Linked DNA regions of Mus musculus: region 2 is linked to region 1. The links are chromatin loops, found by intact Hi-C in ENCODE. Cell type or tissue: left cerebral cortex. All regions are shown on one strand.

Region 1 (5,000 bases):
TTTTTGACCACACATTTAAAATACTTCTGTTTATCTTGTTAGGCAAAAAGGATAAGTTACGTGTCTACTATTTATCCTGGCTAAGAAATAAGATTCTTCATAATGATCCAGAGGTTGAGAAGAAGCAGGGGTGGACCACTGTGGGCGACTTGGAAGGGTGCGTGCACTATAAAGTCGGTGAGTGCTCCGGGGGGCCTTGCTCTGCTCTTCAGAGTTCCATTAGAGTCAGGTTTAAGTTACTGGGCTGTATGAAACTGGTGAGGTGTCCTGTGACCAGCAGGTCTCTTCCCTCCTTCACCTTTCCAGCTTGTAGATATTGTATGCTGGGAGGTCCTTCACAGTCACTAGGAGAACACTTGAGCCTTTAACTGGTAACATGGCTTGTTATCTTTAATTAAGTACATTGTGCAGAGCCCCTATGCCCTTATTTATAAGTGACTGTGGCTGGTCTGTTGTCTTAGCAACTGTTTTGTGATTGGCATTTCTCTTCCTTGGAACATTCAGTGATTCTCACAAAGTCATGTAACAAAACCCAAGGCAACTTTGATTCCATAAGAAAAAAGTAAGTGCTGGTTAGAAATTATGAGAAAGAATGGGCCGTAACATAGAGTTTTAAGGGACCGTCAGTGTAATTTTATAGAAGTCAGCTGGTTACAGTTACGGAGTCCACTGATATGCTTGCATATCTTAATACAGTGCAGACTATACGCAGTTATTCTGTTCACCTCACCTAGGATGTTGTAATCTGACGTCGTCTTCTTTATCCATTGTGGCAGTTTGCTGGTTAATAATGATTACAGTTGGCATTTAGGATGATTCTGAGTTCCCACCAAGACCAGGAGGCTAAAATATACTTAATTGAAATTAACAGGCTTTAGTTTGGTTCCCATGGGGCCCTAGTACCTCCTTAATGTTTATAGCTATGGTATGGTCTTATAGGGATTATTAGTGATAGCTATGGTATGGTCTATAGTGATTAGCAGTGCACACAGGATAATTTCCATTATTTCAGAAAAGTCTATTAACAGTGCCCGCTGGTCATCCTCTTATAACTCTGTGGATTTGACAGCATGTGAAGTTTAACAAAGCTGTGTTGGTAGCAAGTCCTTGCTCCTAGGCAAGCAGCAGTGTGATGTTGGGAGGTCCATGTAGGTGGGCTACAGAGCAGGCCAGAGCATCGCACTAGGAAGCAGGAGTAGCTGTGAAAGATGGTGCGTGTTCTGTGAGTCACATGGCTTACAAGTTTGCTTCTAACATATTCCTCTGTCCGTGTGAGCCCTCCAGTCCTCAGGGTTGTCTGCCTGGCAATACCCTTGATAATAAAATGTCTGTGAAATCTAAGACATTACGATTATCGGCTAAACTATTAGGTCTTAGTTGATGTAGGAAACTGAATTACACACTGAAGAGTTGGAAAAGCTGCATGGGTAGCTTAAATCCTCTTGTGTTTCTCACCCCAACTCCTAGTTGTTTGGATGAGTAACAGAGGGTATATTTATAAAGTTTGCAAATGGCAACTAAAAGAATTTATGGCTCGTGTTAATACTGATAGTATTTCTCTTGCTTTTTATGTTTGTTTCAGTAAAATATGAAAGAATCAAGTTTCTGGTAATTGCTTTGAAGAGTTCTGTGGAAGTCTATGCATGGGCACCGAAGCCATATCACAAATTTATGGCCTTTAAGGTAAAACTGCCAGTTTTAAGTTGGCTTAAAGGTCTGAACAGTTAATATAAAGCTATGCGTTAACCTGACAAAGCTGTCAGTTCAGCTATTCTAACATAAAAATAGGCTATATAACTATTTTCTAACTTCTCAGATGATTTATTTGCCAAAATGGTATTTGTACCATCCCTAAAAAAGTAGTTGGTCCCCGATAGACATAGATGTGCTGAAGATCTAGCCTCGAGGTTAGAGGGCGCAACAAGAGACGGCTGTGCCGTGCGTGTGCTTAGGGCAGTACAATCTAAAGACTAAGCAATAACCTGGGTGTGAGAGTGCATGCCAGAGAGGCTGAGACAGGAGGATTGCTGTGCGGTCAAGGCCAGCCAGGGATAGCTAGCAAAACAAAGATCAACTACATAAATTACAGGCTTTTAATGATATAAGCAATACATACTATACATTAAATGGAAGGAGGGACTTAAAATATGTATAATATGGTCCTGTTTTCATATAAATTTGAAAAACTCACTTTGACAAAATTGTGATATTTACAGAAAAATGGTTTGTGCTAAACTTGGGACTGTTTTGGTTGTGAGTTCACAGGCACTCATAATTGGTCTCATTCGCTCTGGTGTGTGGCGTAGGAGGGAGCATGTGAAACAGTGCTAGGCTGTCAGAGTCTGTATATATCCAACTCCCAAACTGCAGAGAACTAACAGGCTCCGCGTTCTTGTGTATTTTTAGTAATTTATCTTAGGGATTGCCCTAAATCCAGTGTATAAAATTCTTAATTAAAATTTCTACTGTTCTAGCATTAGATAGATATAATAGTTATTTCTATTTTGAGGTATAGAACTTTAACAGTAATCAAGGAACATTGTAGCAGAGAGTAAGGAGAAACAAACAATTTCATCTAAAATGATTGTGTTTAAAACAATTTTGATATAGTTTATTGAATGAGTAAGTTTCAATTACTTGGGAAATTTGAATTAAAGGGTACTTCCTGCTTGGTTTCCCCTTGGAGTCAGAGTGAGGGTTACCATTTTTGGTAAGTCCTAGTATTATTGAGAAAAGACAGTAAGTTATAAAATCATTTACATCATCTTCTGGGGTCTGGTATTCATATTCCCACGTGCTAGATACTGGTGTGAGCGTTACTTTATACCACTGCTGGAGCTCAGAGCCCCAGACCTAAGAACTGTGCTGATGTGAAGAACTGACTGCAGCTTGAGTCTAGTCACACAGCTCCAGTCTATCACTCTCATAGCACCAACCCTGACAGAGTCTTGGTGCCTTGATCCCTACAGCAGCTCAGAGTGTTCGAACCCTGTACTGTACCCGTTCTTGCTGTTGTTGACCTTGCCTTCTGTTCTAATCAAGACACAACTGGATAGGACAGAGCATTCTTCAGCTAGGTAGGAGGGAAGCTGTGCCTTGCAGATGCTAGTTAGCAATCCACTTGATCAATCAAATGCCTGCAGCTCGCTCCTCATCTGACGTGTAAGTTTGTTCTCCTGCTTCTGTCTTGATTCCCTCTGTAGTCATTTGGAGAACTGCTACATAAGCCATTACTGGTGGATCTCACTGTGGAGGAAGGCCAGAGGTTGAAAGTGATCTATGGATCCTGTGCGGGATTCCATGCTGTTGATGTGGATTCAGGCTCAGTCTATGACATTTATCTACCAACACATGTAAGAAAGAACCCACACTCTATGGTTGGTTGCCTGGCTTCACTTGGTTTCACTTTCCCCTTTACTCTGCTCAGTGACTAACACAAGCAGGGTTTCCTCATCCCCGTGCTGTAGGGTGAGTATTTAAATGAAGCACTGTTTTCTGTCGCTTCATGTTTGGGGAACCATAGAAGCCCCTGAAGGACCTCTAGCACTTGCTTTGACTAACGTGGGATGGAGCTGGGACTGTTGCTGTCAGGCAGAGCACCTTGGGCTGGGAATGTTTCTCAGATGAGTCCGCCATCGGCTTACGTGCCCAGGACCTCAAACACGTGCATCAGCAGAGCACACAGCCTGTAAATGATAGACTCTGGGTTGTATATTGCATGGGCTTCCCAAGATTCTTGCCTGTTTGGTAGGGATGGCCAAGGGTGCGGCACTACCACATTCACTGGACATTCTTGGCTGAGCACGTTCACAGCTCCAGAGATGACCACAGACCTGCTTCCCTGTTCTTGTTCTCTAGATTCAGTGTAGCATCAAACCCCATGCAATCATTATCCTCCCCAACACGGATGGGATGGAGCTGCTGGTGTGCTACGAAGACGAGGGGGTTTACGTTAACACGTACGGAAGGATCACCAAGGACGTGGTTCTGCAGTGGGGAGAGATGCCGACATCTGTAGGTATGACACGTCGTGACGAGGCATCCGTGAGAGGAGCCACTAGGACCGCATCTGTGTGTTGTACTAATGTTGCATGTTGCTCATGCTGTCTGGCTGTTCGGTGGTTATCAGCAGATGGGAGAAGGTTGGAACAAATTCCCAGTCATTCTAGGCTACTTTAAAAGCTGTGCATTTGCTGCCTCTTAATCTGACTCTTAAGTTACCGAAAGGGCAGGTATTTGGGGTGTTTGTTTGTTTGTTTGTGTGTTTGTGTGTGTGTTTTGTTTTTGACCAATTTGTGTGGCATGAAGAGAATCAGAGAAGGAAATGCTGCTTGCTCTTGAGTGGCTGGGTTCCAGGCCCCACAGGCCCCTGAGTAGCCTTCTGCTTTGTGGTCAGGAGCTGAGGCTGATGCCTGACATTGCATGGCTGTGCTTATGTCCCCAGTGTGTCTGCTCGCCATTCGTCCTCCCTTCTCTCATGGCTGTTTGTAGAAGTGGCATGAAAGACCCCAGGGAAGTTGACTTGTTCTGGTACTGACTCATGACTACACAGTGACAGAACAGGCAGACAGCACACGGCCCTCTTTTGGTCACTTGAGTAAAGTGAACCCAGGGCCTCTTGCATGTTAAGTAGGCTTTCAGAGATATGCCTAGCACTGAGGCAGAACTCCTGGCAAACCAAGTCGTCATGGGCTAGGACTCAGCATCCGTGCATGGGAATCTGAAGTGGCTTGTCAAGACTCCTCCTCGTTAATGCTTTCTCTCTCTCTCTCTCTCTCTCTCTCTCTCTCTCTCTCTCTCTCTCAAAGCATATATCCGGTCGAATCAGACAATGGGCTGGGGAGAGAAGGCAATAGAGATACGATCTGTGGAAACTGGTCACTTGGATGGTGTATTTATGCACAAAAGGGCTCAGAGACTAAAGTTCCTGTGTGAACGCAATGACAAGGTAAGGCTCCCTTACGGCGTCTGGGCACTTGTGGCTGCTGTGTACAGTGGCT
Region 2 (5,000 bases), 520 kb after region 1:
AACATACCCTGGTGGGTGGGTGTCCATGGGAGGGAGAGTTTGTGGTGTGCTAGCAAAATACTTTTGGAGGCCAAGACTGCCAGGAGAAGGATTGTGTGAGTCCTGTGGGTGCTGATGGCTTGAGAGAAACCAGGTAGGTGAGGAAGACTCTGAGGACTGAGAGTGAGGAAGCCCATGAGAACTGAGAGCCAAGGTGTTGTGGTAGAAACCACAGCTTTTCATGGGAGATAGAACACCTTCAAGAGAAAGCTTGAAGGAGGTGCATTTGGAATTTTGTGGCAGGAAGGGAAAGGGCAAGTAAAACCAGAGAGGAGACGCACTGCGCCTTCATTCTAAGGTAAACCGTGAGTTTAAGGGTTGCTGGGTGGATGGTTTGGAAGCTTGGTTCCTTGGGTGGGTTCTTCCTCTTGGCTGGTGACTCAGCCAAATGGCAACAAGAAGAAACCTTCCTGTAGGAGACACAAATGGAAGTTCAAGTCTGCAGTGAACAGGACTGATCAGGTAGACCATGTACCACAGGAAATACGGATTCATGAAGAACTAGTTTTTACCTAACATTTGTAGCCTGGTGTACCAGTCATTTCATGGGCAAGCTTGTGTGTATGTATGTGCCTGCATGCGTGCCTGCGTGCATGTGTGCATGTGTGTGTGTGTGGGCATGTGTGGGTGTGCACATGTGTGTTTGTAGGCCAGAGTACAAACTTGGGTTTTACTTCTCAGGTATAACCCATCAGTTTCTGCTGAGACAGAATTTCCCACTGCCCATTAACTTGCCATGTAAGCCAGGCTGTCTAACCAGTGAGCCCCAGGTGTCTGTGCAACTCAACTTCTCCACACTAGAGTTACAAGCATGCTCACCATGCCAAAGGGGGAGAGGGCAATATTTTGAGAGGTCCATGGATCAAACTCAGCAACTTGTGCTGTTGTAAGCGCTGTGCCAACTGAGCTCTCTCCTCAGCCCCGAGGAAGCAACCTTCTGAGTAGAAATCCCAAATCCAAGATTTATGCATCCTGCATAAAATTAAAAAAGAAAGAAAGAAAGAGAGAGAGAGAGAGAGAAAGAAAGAAAGAAAATCAAAAGGAGCAGCAGCATCTTCTTTTTTTTTCCATTTTTTATTAGGTATTTAGCTCATTTACATTTCCAATGCTATACCAAAAGTCCCCCATACCCACCCACCCCCACTCCCCTACCCACCCACTCCCCCTTTTTGGCCCTGGCGTTCCCCTGTACTGGGGCATACAAAGTTTGCGTTTCCAATGGGCCTCTCTTTCCAGTGAATGCCGACTAGGCCATCTTTTGATACATAGCAGCAGCATCTTCTATGAGTGTTGATGTAATAGCCCTTAAAACTTCAGTGAGCAGGCCTTCAGACTTCTCAACGCAAAGGGTGAATTTTTTTTTCAACTTTCAGGTAAGGACATCAATGTGAAGCCGGAAATTCTGGATCCCATTACAGATACACTGGACGTAGAGCTTGGTAAGCTACCTGGTTATTACCATCCCTGGATGCCCCTGCGCTTCAGGGAGGAAATCGGAGGATGACATGAAGAGTGATTAGACTTTTGAGCTAGAGTATTCGCTGTGTACCTTCACTTGGCCCTGATGAGTTTTGTTGCCCCTCATGGTTTCTTAATCTGGAGCATCAATGATCAGATTTGCCCCTCACTATGGCATCCTGATCTTCTTTTGAGGTAGCATGAAGAAACACATTCTAAGTGCCTGGTGAGTTAAAGAAGATGAAATGGTTTTATATTTTAGATGCACAGGTTTCCATGTAGGTAATGATGTATGAACTCATCAAGTTAGCATTGACCCCTGTGACCATGACTCTTGGGCTATTCCTTAAGACAATTATAGAAAAACACTTCAACTCTTGCTCAAATGGATTCCAAAATGTTGCCTTCTTCTGGATAGAGGAGACATTGACTTTATTCTGGCTGCCTTTTATTTTGTCAACTATATTTATTGTTTTATGCATAGCAGAGTAGAAATTGCTATGCTTGAAAGAAAATGGTGGTGTTTCGGTGCAGTAGTTACCATTTTAAATGTGAATGGCTTAAGTTTTGTACAAAGAAATCTAAACAAATTATTATGACAGCATAAGATCAGTAGGTGGCGGCAGTGGCACATCCGGGGGCTAGGAACATAAGGGAGGAAAAACTGGAGCATGGAAAGCAGAAAAACACACAGCCTGGTTGTATATAGCATCAGTGAATCTTAAGGCATCTCTAGTAGAAAAGATCAAGATCCAAAGACGAGCTTGCAAAGGGATTCCCCACCCACTCATACACAAGTCAATTCTAAACGTAGGATAATCTGCACTAGTGGTTGGGGAATGGAAAGGGTAGGAAGAGGAAGGGTAGTCCAATAACATGTATGGCACATCCATCCATCCATCCATCCATCCATCCATCCATCCATCCATCCATCTATTCACCCATTCATCCATTGTGTGGTATGCTGAACCCCTGAGAATCTAAATGATTTCTTCCCTAAACTGCACACACCTTACACTGAACCTTCTGCAAGGCCAGTTGATAGCAAGAACCTCAATGATCATGGAAAGGGTTAGATGCTCCAGCTCCATAGCCTTGTTACAATTTATCTTGGGCCTTTTATAGCTATAGTAATGTCTGTGAGAAAGCACAGTTCTCTTCTCAAAGGTGACAACAGGCTGTTTATTCTGGAGTCTGATGTGAGTTGAGTGTGACCCAGGAACACAGATTTGGGTTACCCCAAATCCATATTCCAATGAGGTAACAGTTTCATAAGGCTTTATGGTAACAGGAAAAAGAAATTAATAAATTCAGACTGTTTTCAAATACAATGGGGAAAAGGTCAGATACACAGGCTGCAGCCCATTAGGGAGACCTCAGCTGTTTGATGACAGTTTTAACATTTTGGTTGGCAGAAGCCAGTGGTCTGTTATGCTAGTATATTCCTTAAAAACTAATACATCCTAATCGTTATAAGGATGTTAAGTCAGCTATGGAGGTGGGCAAGGAATGACTGTTAAGGAGGGTGAGAAGGCCCAAGATCAATTGTTACAATGCTGTAGACCTGGAGCATGCTAATCCTTTGACGATCATGAAAGTTCTAACCATTAATTGGCCTTGCAGAGGTTCCGTGTAAGGTGTGTGTGTGTGTGTGTGTGTGTGTGTGTGTGTGTGTGTGTGTATTTTTGTTTGCTCTATAAAAGAATTTCCATTCACGGCAACCTCATGGCATTGATTCAATATGTAACTATCAGCTAGTCGAATGATCTTTTTAATATATCTTACACATCATCACTAATGTTAAAGACTAGGTTCAAGAGCAGTCCGTTCACAGAGCTCCAACTTGATTGTGAATTTCCTCATGTTAGGACATAGTTACACATTTGAGACACACAACTTAGCTACAAGGGACAATTGTAAGCAGAATTGTGTTACTGAGTGGGATGTGTTAATGCTTGGCTATTCCTGGTACCCACTTGACGGACACCTGCCTACATCCTGATGCAGCCTTATGGTCCTTCCCCATCACATCAATGTTCTGATACGCTCACCTCCTGTTTTCTTGACCTCTGCATTTTCAGGAAAGCCTTTAACTCTCCCCTGCAGAGTACAGTTTGGCTTCCAAAGACTTTCAAAGCCTGTGATAAAGTGGTATGTCAAAGAATCTACACAGGAGTGGGAAATGTCAGTATTTGAGGAGAAAAGGTAAGAAAAAGATTGCGATCATGACCGATCATGACCAAAACTAGTGCTTTCAAACCTTTAGAAATTGCTAAACAGAATCTATGGTGGTGGGGTAGTCACTTGTGCCTACTAGTGTGAAAATAAAACTATGTAAACACTATCTGTCTGTCTGTCTATCTATCCATCCATCCATCTATCAAATATCTATCATCTGTCTATTATCTCTCTCTCTCTTATCTCTCATCTATCATATTTATTTAAAATTCAGAGGCACTCCATTTCTCATTTCTCTTTATGAGGCCATAAAGTAAACTAGATATACAGAAGATTTAGTCAATGATGGAATTATATATAATAGTAGACCCCCTAAGACTGTATCACCTAGTGATGTTAGAGACATATTGCCTGTGTTAAATACCCTGTGATGTTTGCACAATGGTTTCAAATACCTTAGACCATGTTAAAGTGTATTTAATTTAATTTAATTTAATTTTTTGAGACAGGATCTCATGTATTTCAAACTCTCTATGTGGGAGAAGTTTTAATTTCTCAAATGCTGAAATTAGAGGCATGTACCACAATATCCTCTGTATGTTTGGGTTTGAACCAAGAGCATCATGCATTCTAGGCCAGCACTCTACCAACTGAACAATATCCCAAGCTTTCATATTTTGTCTTGGTAAAAGGGACATCCACTGTGCTGAGCACATACTCTATTACTAGGCCAAATCCTCAGCCCACAAAAGGGTTTTTTTTTTTTTTCTAAAAGCAAACTAAAGAGGGTGGTTCCTGCCCCACCAAATCTTCAACTCTGCTTTTATTCGGTGCTAAGGAAATGGCACCATAGCATAGATTCTGGCAAAAGAGAATAGGTGACATGGCTCTACCCTGGAATAGAGCCTTAGAGGAGAGATGTCTGTCTTGGAATACTAGCAGGCTGAAACATTTTATGATAACTAGACTTCATTTGTTATCTGTGACTAACAGACTCCCCAGAGTTTATAGGAGAGAGAACTTGACCAGTTGAAAGGAAAACTGTAGACCTTCAGAGCCAAGCCCTCCAATGTCTAGAAAAGTAAGTCTCTATCCTAGAGCAAAGGATCTGGGACCCATCATGGCCAGTCAGACATGTCAATTGGAGATGTGTCCTACCAATTTTCTGTATTAGAAACCCCTCCAGATAAGAATCCACAGCATGTTCTCTCTAGTTTTTCAAGGATTTCACTGGACTAATGTAATATTTTGAAAAGTATAGATAAACAGTAAAGGAAAGATTTTACTGAGGGAAACGCCATTCAGCAAGAGGTTCTAACATCAAG

Evidence for each region. Peaks named below come from ENCODE experiments on the same cell type or tissue, not always from the same donor. Only the 100,000 strongest peaks of a DNase experiment are listed, where the experiment ranks them.
Region 2: it touches region 1 in a loop (2.6-fold over the local background); 4 of 42 quality-filtered maps call a loop at or near these places.

Annotation. Positions count from the first base shown.
Region 1 is chr1:40,019,502-40,024,501 of GRCm38, forward strand. It overlaps Map4k4 (mitogen-activated protein kinase kinase kinase kinase 4), which reads left to right. Exons shown (of 32, transcript NM_001252200.1): 27 at 43-177; 28 at 1,583-1,683; 29 at 3,204-3,353; 30 at 3,859-4,018; 31 at 4,809-4,948. Among named protein-coding and RNA genes, the nearest start is that of Il1r2, 63 kb to the right of the region's middle. In left cerebral cortex, no CTCF peak of the experiment used is centred here; DNase peaks (open chromatin) are centred at 2,305, 3,433 and 4,496.
Region 2 is chr1:40,535,646-40,540,645 of GRCm38, forward strand. Il18rap (interleukin 18 receptor accessory protein) reads left to right here. Exons shown (of 13, transcript NM_010553.4): 8 at 1,413-1,478; 9 at 3,579-3,702. Among named protein-coding and RNA genes, the nearest start is that of Il18rap, 23 kb to the left of the region's middle. In left cerebral cortex, a CTCF peak has its summit at 2,115 (motif pointing right); a DNase peak (open chromatin) is centred at 2,134.